Regions from separate parts of the Homo sapiens genome. Here region 1 is linked to region 2. Evidence: chromatin contacts called from ENCODE Hi-C or POLR2A ChIA-PET data. All regions are on one chromosome and are shown on one strand. The core of a region is the stretch at or near the end of the contact, and the rest is flanking DNA. Distances in the headings are between cores, read along the strand shown.

Region 1 (5,083 bases), core at 1,763-4,262, 150 kb after region 2:
GTTCTGTATGGCCCCACGGTTTAAAACTAGGAGAGATACTGCCTAAGAAAGAACTTTCTAACTGCCAAGACTGGACTTGAAAAAATAACAACTGTCAGCCAGGTGTGGTGGCTCACACCTGTAATCCCAGCACTTTGGGAGGCTGAGGCAGGCAGATCGCCTGAGGTTGGGAGTTCGAGACCAGCATGGCCAGCATGGTGAAACCCCATCTCTACTAAAAATGTAAAAATTAGCCTGGCATGGTGGCAGGCACCTGTAATCCCAGCTACTAGGGAAGCTGAGGCAGGAGAATCACTTGAACCCGGGAGGCGGAGGTTGCAGTGAGCTGAGATCACGCCATTGTACTCCAGCCTAGGCAACAGAGCCAGACTCTGTCTCAAAAAAAAAAATAAATAAAACTGTCTTGAGTGGCAGTGAGTTCCCCAACATGGGACATGTACATGTATACATGGCAGAGATAATGTGGAAGAGATTCAAATACTGGCAGGGTGTTTGTACCAAATGGCCCTTTTGGACACAAGATGGAATCCTTTTTATTGGGTGATGGCAGTAGGTCTCCTTGACTGTTGAAGTCAGGAAGAAAGCTTTCAGGGACTCAGGTGATCTGAGAAAGATGTTAAATTACTTAATTCCTCAATATACTGAATCCCTACTGTGCAGGGCACTGGGTATTGTAGTAGTAGATAGGCAAGATTCCTACCTTAAAGGAAGTAGAGAATAGAGATACAGTTTAAGGAAAGGGAAGGGAGACAGGGTAGGTGTTAATTAAAAACTTCCTGCTGGTGAGGCACCGTGGCTCATGCCTATAATCCCAGCACTTTGGGAGGCCGAGGTGGGTGGATCACCTGAGGTCAGGAGTTTGAGACCAGCCTGGCTAACATGCCAAACCCCATCTCTACTAGAAATACAAAAATTAGCCAGATGTGCTGGGCATGGTGGCTGACGCCTGTAATCCTAGCACTTTGGGAGGCCGAGGTGGGTGGATCACCTAGGTCAGGATTTCCAGACCAGCCCGGCCAACGTGGTGAAACCCCATCTCTACTAAAAATACAAAATTAGCCGAGTGTGGTGGTACATGCCTGTAATCCTAGCTACTTGGGAGGCTGAGGCAGGAGAATCGCTTGAACCCGGGAGGTAGAGGTTGCAGTGAGCCGAGATCATGCCACTGCACTCCAGCCTGGGCAACAAGAGCAAAACTCCATCTCAAAAGCAAAACAAATTAGCTGGATGTGGTGGCGCACACCTCTAGTCCCAGCTACTCGGGAAGCTGTGGCAGGAGAATCGCTTGAACCTGGGAGGCAGAGGCTGCAGTGAGCCAAGATCCTGCCACTGCACCCCAGCCTGGGCAATAGAGCGAAACTCTGTCTCAACAAACAAACAAACAAACCAAACAAAAAAAAAACAAAAACAACTTCCTGCTATATGTGAGGCATAACTAGATAACTAGTTTTTTTTTTTTTTTTTTTTTTTTTTTAACTGGAGACAGAGTCTTGCTGTAGTCTCCCAGGCTGGAGTGCAGTGACCGGATCTTGGGCTCACTGCAACCTCCACCTCCCGGGTTCAAGCAATCCTCCTGCCTCAGCCTCCCGTGTAGCTGGGATTACAGGCATTCACCACCACGCCCGGCTAATTTTGTATTTTTAGTAGAGACGGGATTTTGCCATGTTGGCCAGGCTGGTCTCAAACTCCTGACCTCAGGTGATCCACCCGCCTTGGCCTCCCAAAGTGCTGGGATTACAGGCGTGAGCCACAGCGCCCGGCCTAGATGCTTTATTTTTTTTGAGGCAAGGTCTCGTTTTGTTGCCCAGGCTGGAGTGCAGTGGTACCATCATGGCTCTCTGCAGCCTTGACCTCCTGGGCTCAAGCCATCCTCCTGCCTCAGCCTCCCGAGTAAATGAGACCACACTGTCACCATGCCTGGCTAGTTTGTTTTTTGTTTTTTTTTTTTGTAGAGATCGGGGGTTAGTCTCACTCTTGTTTAGGCTGGTCTCGAACTCCTGGGCTCAAGTGATCCTCCCAAAGTGCTGAGATTACAGGTGTGAGCCACCGTGCCCGGCTTTTATGTATTCTTTCAACAACGCTGCACGGCTGCGATTATCCCCACTTTGAGAGGAGACAGGATGAGAGGCTGAGTGGCTTGCTAGGCTTGTATGGACAGGATGCGGGCTCTGCAATCACATGACTTTGTATGAGAGGGCAAATGGATTAACCGCTAAACATAGTTTCCTGTTGTGTAAAATGGGGATGATGATAGTATCCACCCTGCGGACTGTGCGGGCTGAGATAATCCCACAAAGTGCTCTTAGGACCTGGCAGGTGGAAAGTGCTCATGATCACCTCTGCCAAGGCTGCACAAGTAGCGAGTGGCCGAGCTTTATATCCGAAGTTAGGACCCTGCAGTTTTGCCCCTCTCCTCTCTCTCCCTCTCCTTCCCGGCTCCGGGGAAAGGAAAATTTATGGCTCCGGGTCGGGGGTTGCGGGGGACCTCTGTGCCGTGCTCCGGGGCCGAGCTCTCCCCGCCGGCCTCTCCCGCGTCCGTCCGGCCGCCCTCCCGCCCAACCTCTCCCGCCCAACCTCTCCCGCGTCCGCCCGCCCGCCCAACCTCTCCCGCGTCCGCCCGCCCGCCCAACCTCTCCCGCGTCCGCCCGCCCGCCCAACCTCTCCCGCGTCCGCCCGCCCGCCCAACCTCTCCCGCGTCCGCCCGCCCGCCCAACCTCTCCCGCGTCCGCCCGCCCGCCCAACCTCTCCCGCGTCCGCCCGCCCGCCCAACCTCTCCCGGCCCCGCCCGCCCGCCCGCCCAACCTCTCCCGGCCCCGCCCGCCCGCCCGCCCAACCTCTCCCGGCCCCGCCCGCCCGCCCGCCCAACCTCTCCCGGCCCCGCCCGCCCGCCCGCCCAACCTCTCCCGGCCCCGCCCGCCCACCCAACCTCTCCCGGCCCCGCCCGTCCAACCTCTCCCGGCCCCGCCTGCTGGCCGGACGTCCGGTCTGCAGGCGCGCGCTCCCGAGGTCCCGCCTCGCCCGCTGAGCCGGCCTGTAAGCGCTGCGGAGATTGGGCTAGAGGCGGAGGCCTGGGCCACGGCGGAGGCGCTGGGTACGTAGCGCGCCACGCGGGCCGGTGAGAGCCAGCCGGGCGCCGGGGAGGGGGCGGGCCCTGGCCGCGGCTGCTACGCGGGGCTGCCACCGCCCCGGGCGACCCAATTTCGCGGCCTAGTGGGGCGTACGGGCCTCTTTTGAAAGCCTGAGTTACGATGTATTGAGCGCGTCGTATGCGGCCAGCACTAAGGCAAGTGCTTTTATATCCACGGCCCATTGTCTTGACAGCAACCCTACCAAGCAACGTGTTATTTCCTCTGTTTTACGGCTGAGGACGCGCAGGAAGGTTTACAGCTAGAAAGGGCTGGAGATTGTGGATTCAAACTCAGGATCAGACCAAAGCCACTGCCCTTTAGAACTTTGCGGGCCGATTGATTCTTGAATCTAGCTTCTGCCACTTCAGTTGTGTGACCTTGGGGTATCTTTCCGATCCCAAGTTTGCTCATCTGAAAAATGGGAATAAAGCTACAGTATCTGTCCCATAGGGTGGGTATAAAGTGCTTTACTGTTGAGCTGAGTGATCATCTCCGATTTTCAGACCCCTCTCCTCCGCTTCCCTCTCCCCTGGGAGGCCAGTTAAGGTTTTAGTGAAGGCCCCCGGGACTGGGGCGGCGTGGATCTCACGCCCACCAACTAGTGAGGGAGGCCATCCGGCCACCCGTCTCTTCCTTCCCCAGCTCCGCAAAGGAGGCGTTGGCATTTCAGGTGTTTGCTTACAGAGTTTTCAAAGATTTTTCACTCTCCCTTAGTTGTGGGAAAATGATTCAACCTACCCAAGTGAACTTTGACATTAAGTCTCAATTCTAACGGTGAGGAAATGGAAGCCTTTGAATATGTTTTATGTCTTAAACGTGTTTGTTTTTGCAGGAGGGAGAGTGCTCATTTTACCTGAATAAATCAAGATTGAGTTGGTGTGGCACAGTGCTGGCATAGGCCTGGGGAAAGGGGTGAAATGCTAGAGATCTGGTAGATGGATAGAAAGTGGACAGACGGGTTCGGGTGGTTTTTGTCTCAGCAGGGCCCTAAATTCCCACCAAATCCTCCTCTGTCTGTCTTCACCAAGGTCTGAATCTGTCCCCTTGGTAAATAACGTTTAAATGGTCTCCGAGCCCCTCTTGGTGCCTGTACCTTAAGGAGAGAAGAAGAGGGCTGATAGCTGAAGGCAGGCAAGCCACGAACTTAGCTTTGTTTTGAAAATTACCCTCTGGGCCGGGCACGGTGGCTCACGCCTGTAATCCCAGCGCTTTGGTAGGTTGAGGAGGGTGGATCACCCGAGGTTAGGAGTTCGAGACCAGCCTGGTCAACATGGTGAAACCCCCGTGTCAACTAAAAATGCAAAAAAATTAGCCGGACATGGTGGTGCATGCCTGTAGTCCCAGCTACTCGGGAGGCTGAGGCAGAAAAATCGCTTGAACCCGGGAGGCTGAGGTTGCAGTGAGCCGAGATCGTGCCACTGCACTCCAGCCTGGGCAAGAGAGTGAGACTCCTTCTCAAAAGAAAGAAAGAAAGAAAAAATTACCTGCTGGGAGGCCGAGCGCGGTGGCTCACGCCTGGTAATCCCAGTATTTTGGGAGGCTGAGGCAGGCAGATCACCTGAGGTCAGGAGTTTGAGACCAGCCTGGCCAACATGGTGAAACTCCATCTCTACTAAAAATACAAAAAAATTAGCTGGGTGTGGTGGCGGGTGCCTGCAATCCCAGCTACTCAGGAGGTCGAGGTAGGAGAATCACTTGAACTCAGGAAGCAGAGGTTGCAGTGAGCTGAGATCGTGCCACTGCACTCCAGCCTGGGTGACAAGAGCAAGACTCTGTTTCAAAAAAAAAAAAAAAAAAAAAAAGGAAAAGAAAAAGAAAATTACCTGCTGGCACAGTTTTAGATTGATAGCTTTAGATTGAAACTTTCACATTTTTATTTTGAAGATTACAGAGGATAAAAGTTCTGGTTAATTGTGAATGTTGATATTTTAAAATAAAGCTGTTAAAATCCTCAT
Region 2 (5,695 bases), core at 1,248-3,747:
AAAAAGATGAGGAATTGCCCCAGATTAAAGAAGCCTAGGCCAGCATGGTGGCTCACACCTGTAATCCCAACACTTTGGGAGGCTGAGATGGGCAGATGGCCTGAAGCCAGAAATTCGAGACCAGCCTGGCCAATATGCCAAAACCCCATCTCTACTAAAAGTACAAAAATTAGCTGGGTGTGGTGGCGTGCACCTGTAATCCCAGCTACTCAGGTGGCTGAGGCAGGAGAATCACTTGAACCCAGTTGAGCCGATATCGCACCACTGCACTCCAGCCTGGGCAATAAGAGCAAAACTCAGTCTCAAAAAATAAAAATAAATAAAAAATAAAGAAGCCTAAATATCTGGGTGTGGTGGCTCATGCCTGAAATCCCAGCAAGCACTTTGGGGGCTGAGGCAGGAGGATTGCTTGAGCCCAGGAGTTCAAGACCAGCCTGAGCAACATAGGGAGACCCCTGTCTCTACAAAAAATAGAAAAATGGCTGGGCGTGGTGGCTCATGCCTGTAATCTCAGTATTTTGGGAGGCCGAGGTGGGCAGATCACGAGGTCAGGAGATCGAGACCATCATGGCCAACACGATGAAACCCCATCTCTACTAAAAATACAAAAATTAGCTGGGCATGGTGGCAAGTGCCTGTAATCCCAGCTACTCCAGAGGTTGAGGCAGGAGAATTGCTTGAACCCAAGAGGCGGAGGTTGCAGTGAGCCAAGATCGCGCCACTGCACTCCAGCCTGGCGACAGAGCAAGAGTCCGTCTCAAAAAAAAAAAAAAGAAGAAGAAGAAGAAAAATGGCCGGACACAGTGGTTCACGCCTGTAATCCCAGCACTTTGGGAGGCCGAGGTGGGTAGATCAGCCTGGGCAACATAGTGAGACCTCATTTCTTTTTTTTCTTTTTCTTTTTTTTTTTTTTTGAGACGGAATCACGCTCTGTCACCCAGGCTGGAGTTCAGTTGCGTGATCTCAGCTCACTGCAAGCTCCACCTCCCGGGTTCATGCTATTCTCCTGCCTCAGCCTTCCGAGTAGCTAGGACTACAGGCGCCTGCCTAATTTTTTGTATTTTTAGTGGAGACGGGGTTTCACTGTGTTAGCCAGGATGGTCTCGATCTTCTGACCTCGTGATCTGCCTGCCTCGGCCTCCCACAGTGCTGGGATTACAGGCGTGAGCCACCGCACCTGGCCGAGACCTCATTTCTAAAAGAAGAAAAGAAATATTAGTCAGGTGTGCTGGCACGCTGTAGTCCCAGCTACTCAGGAGGCTGAGGTGAGAGGATCTGTTGAGCCCAGGAAGTAGAGGCTGCAGTGAGCCAATATCACGCCACTGCACTCCAGGCTGGGTGACACAGTGAGACATTGTCTCAAAAAAAAAGGAGAAGAGGAAGCCAATTAAATGCAATGTGTGATCCTGATCTGGATCTTATACTACAGGGAAAAAATATTCTAAAGGATCCTTATTGATAAAAATTGGAATATAGACAGTAAATTATTGTATTGATGTTAAATTTCACTGAACTGTGGTGATGCGAGAAAATATCCTTGTTCTTAGGTAATACCCACTGAAGTATTTGGGGGCAAAGGGGCATGATGGCTGCCACTTTCAGTTCAGTTAATATACCAAAAAAAAACTATGCTTTTATTGTTTTTTTGTTTTTTGTTTTTTGAGACAAGGCCACGCTCTGTCGCCCAGGCTGGAGTGCAGTGGCGCAATCATGGCTCACTGCAGCCTCAATCTCGCTGGCTCAAGCGACCCTCCCACCTCAGCCTCTTGAGTAGCTGGGACTACAGTTACACATCACCACAGCTGGCTAATTTTGTTTATTTTTTTGCAGAGACGAGGTCTCACTATGTTGCCCAGGCTGGTCTCAAACTTCTGGGCTTAAGTGATTATCCTGCCTTGGCTTCCCAAAGTACCGGGATTACAGGCATGGGCCACTGCTGCTGGCCTAAAACTATGTTGTTTTGTTAATTTTTTATTTTTCATTTTCTTGTCCCCCACGTTCAACCAACTAAAACTACGTTTTTATCTACTGTATATACAAAGAGAGAAAGAAAGCAAATGGGGCAAAATGTTATCAACTGATAAATCTAGGTAAGGGAGGAAGAATCTTTGTATCATTCTTGAAGCTCTTCTGTAAGCTTTAAAGTATTTCCAAATTAAAAAATAATAATAATAATAACTACCCAAACCAGGAACCTCCCTAAAGTGAGTGGCCTTCATCCTACTCTTTTTCCCCCAGCCCTGGCCCTCGGTTAGTGTCCTGGGTGAACAGGGTAGTGTTAGGGGCACAGGTGGAGGCCAGAAGGGCAGAGGCCCTCCGCTTCAGAACATTCCTCGGCTCGCAACATTTCCTGATCTGACCTCTGGGGAGGCCACAGAGCCAGGCCAGGAGCGACTCACCCGCGGGGCTCCCAGGGCGGTGGAGGAGCCCTTCCCCGCAGAGAGGGCCCCAGCCGGCAGGTGCCGCTGTTGAGCCAGCTCTGGCAGAACCTGGCTGAGGCTCAGCCAGGCCCTGGAGCTGGTCAGCCCATGGTTTTCTTCCAGAACCCAGCCCACCAGGGTCTGTGAGCAGCCTCACTCCTCTTTGCCTCCATCTGGCCTCGGGCTCCCAGGCCCTCAACTTCCCCGCATTCCCGTCGCCATCACGGAAGCCCCAAGGCAACTCCTTGGGATAATGCCAAGTGGAGGAGGGGAGGAGTGCAGGAAGAGGCTTCAATCCTTGGCCCTAAAATCTAAGCTGCAAATTAATCCTACCCCTCTCCTCCACCCCATCTCCCTCTCCTCCTCCTCCTCCTCCTCTCCTCCACCTCCTACTCTCCTCCACCCCATCTCCCTCTCCTCCCCCTCCTCCTCCTCCTCTACAGGCTTTCAAAACAAACACACACCTCCCCAGCCCATCCCCCTGCCTGGGCCTTTTTCTGGGGGTTGTGGGTCCTAGACTTCAGTTCCTTCTGCTGGATCCAGAGCTCAGGGTAGAGCTGGAGAAGGGGTAACAGGGTGCTGGGGAGCAGCGCAGACAATGCCCTGTGACATTATTTCTTCCTTGTCTAGAAAGGAGTTGCTCTCACAGCCCCTTAGTCATAGGGGCTGGGCAGGGGGAGTCATTCCCTGCCTGGGCTAGTGGAGCTGGCCCTTTACCCTAGGCTTTCCCCTGACCTACTCAAACTCAGGACGAAAGAGGCCTAGAGAGGTCATTTTGTCCATCCCCTGGCTCCAGGAAAGACCATAACTGTGCATAGGTCTCCCGATCCTACATGCGTTCACTAATTCCTTCAACAGCCCTTCACTGAGCACCCGCTATGTGCGAGTACCAGGAGCTTTACCTAATGCTTAAAGCACCTTAAATCCTCACTAGGACCATCAGAGATGGGTACTATCACTCTAAATTTGTCCAAAGATTCAGTTCAATCCAGGCCTTCTCTGTGACTCCTTCCAGCCCGTGCAGTGGAATTCATCTCATTCGGCTTTGGGGCCCCCAGTGCACCTCGAATAATATCCCAGTTACTGTATTTGTGTCATCGGCTTCCAGTAATTTGTCTTCGTGGGACCCCCTCCACCACTACCAGATGGCACAGACCACAGCAATAGGGACAGTAAAGCCTGGAGGTTCTGCACTAGCCCTCACTATGTGGCCTTGAAGTTCCCTAACTTTAAGTTCAGTTTCCCATCTGTAAAACAGGGTTAACAGCAATACCTTCCTCATGGAGTTGATATGTAGGTAAAAAAAGAAGATGATATAAAGGCCTGACTTGGTGGCTCATGCCTGTAATCCCAGCCATTTGGGAGGTCAAGGCTGGCAGATTGCTTGAGGTCAGGAGTTCGAGACCAGCCTGGTCAACATCGTGAAACCCAATCTACTAGAAACACAAAAATTAGCCAGGCATGGTGGCATGCACCTGTAATCCCAGCTCTTGGGAGGCTGAGGCATGACAAACACTTGAACCCAGGAGGCGGAGGTTGCAGTGAGCCGAGATCATACCACTGCACTCCAGCTTGGGCAACAGAGCAAGACTCTGTCTCCAAAAAAAAAAAAAAAATGCATGTAAAATGCTTAGCACAATAAATTTAACTTAAAACAGGGAAGTTGGGCTGGGAGAGGTGGCTCACCCCTGTAATCCCAGCACTTTGGGAGGCTGAGGAGGGCAGATCACCTGAGGTCAGGAGTTCCAGACCAGCCTGACCAACATGGAGAAACCCCGTCTCTACAAAAAATACAAAATTAGCCAGGCGTGGTGGCGCATGCCTGTAATCCCAGCTACTGGGGAGGCTGAGGCAAGAGAATCCCTTGAACCTGGAAGGCAGAGGTTGTGGTGAGCCAAGATCATGCCATTGCGCTCCAGCCTGGGCAACAAGAGCGAAATTCCATCTCAAAACAAAACAAAACAAAACAAAACAAGGAAGTCCATCTCCACTAGAATGGCTAAAATGAAAAAAGCAGTCAACACCAAGTGTGGGCCAAGTACGTGGAGCAAAGGAATTCTCATACTGAACTGGTGAGGGTGGAAAACCATTTAACATTTTCTGTTAAAATTGAATATATTTATATAGTATGACCCAGCAACTCCAATCCTAGATATAAACTCAAGAGGAATGCATGCACATGTGTACCAAAAGACATGTAAAATAATTTTCATAGAAACACTAATCATACATAATAACCCCAAACTGGAAGCAACCCAAATGTCCAGCAGCAGCAGAATGAATGAAGGCACTTTAGTTTATTAATTCAATGGAATATTATACAGCAATGAAAAAGAATGAACAGCTACTACTCATAACAACATGGATAAATCTCACAGATATAATGTTGAAGGAAAGAAACTGAGCACCAAAGGGGTACATATAGCATGTTTATTTTCATAGAAAATTCCAAAACAGCCAACTAATCTATGTTAGGGGTCAGGATGGAGGTTACCTTGGGGAACAGTTATTAAAAACAGGACTTGGGGCTGGGCACAGTGGCTTATGCCTGTAATCCCAGCACTTTGGGAGGCCAAGGCAGGCAGACCACCTGAGGTTAAGAGTTCGAGTCCAGCCTGGCCAACATGGTGAAACCCTGTCTCTACTAAAAACACAAAAATGAGCTGGGCGTGGTGGTGCACGCCTGTAGTCCCAGCTACTCAGGAGGCTGAGGCAGAAGAATCTCTTAAACCTGGGAGGCAGAGGTTATAGTGAGCTGAGAGCCGAGATCGTGCGATTGCACTCCAGCCTGGGTGACAGAGCTAGACTCTGTCTCAAAAACAACAACAACAACAAAAAAAAAAAAACAGGGCTTGGCTGGTTCTGAGTACAGACAGAGTTGTTTCTCTTTTTCTTTGTTTCTTTTGTGAGATGAGGTCTCACTCTGTTGCCCAGGCTGGAGTGCTATTGTGAGACCTCAGCTCACTGCAGCCTTCGCCTCCCAGGCTCAAGCAATCCTCCCACCTCAGCCTCCCAAGCAGCTGGGACCACAGGCACATGCCACTGTACCCGGCTAATTTTTTGTATTTTTGGTAGAGACAGGGTTTCACCATGTTGCCCAGGCTGGTCTCAAACTCCTGGGCTCAAGTGATCTGCCTACCTTGGTCCCCGAAAAGTGATGGGACTACAGGCATGAGCCACCATTCCTGGCCAGTTGTGTCTTCATTGGGTGTGGTTACATAGGTGTGTTGACTATGAAAATTCATTAAGCTGTACACTTACTATTTATCTACTTT

Evidence for each region. A loop is a pair of places that touch in the nucleus more often than their neighbours do. ChIA-PET counts read pairs that join two places held with the same protein, here RNA polymerase II (POLR2A). Pooled maps may share reads with other maps.
Region 1: a loop to region 2 is called in a map of psoas muscle, with 2.7 times the contacts of the local background. The contact joins the promoter of DCAKD here to the enhancer-like site in region 2. A Hi-C loop is called at or near these places in 1 of 168 maps with a recorded cell type or tissue (psoas muscle) and 7 of 50 pooled maps. POLR2A ChIA-PET finds 5 or more read pairs at or near these places in 6 of 52 experiments (GM10248, WTC11, activated CD8-positive, alpha-beta T cell and 2 more).

What each region holds. Positions count from the first base shown.
Region 1 is chr17:45,049,561-45,054,643 of GRCh38, reverse strand. DCAKD (dephospho-CoA kinase domain containing) reads left to right here and starts at 3,012. Exons shown (of 5, transcript NM_001288655.2): 1 at 3,012-3,283. RefSeq lists a silencer at 2,872-3,371.
Region 2 is chr17:45,194,738-45,200,432 of GRCh38, reverse strand. The region is part of intron 2 of FMNL1-DT (FMNL1 divergent transcript); the gene reads left to right. Among named protein-coding and RNA genes, the nearest start is that of FMNL1-DT, 24 kb to the left of the region's middle. Within about 2 kb of position 2,497, at least 22 of the 41 ENCODE cell types and tissues checked have a DNase peak (open chromatin) inside an H3K27ac peak, as active enhancers do; they include psoas muscle, where a contact is called at or near this core.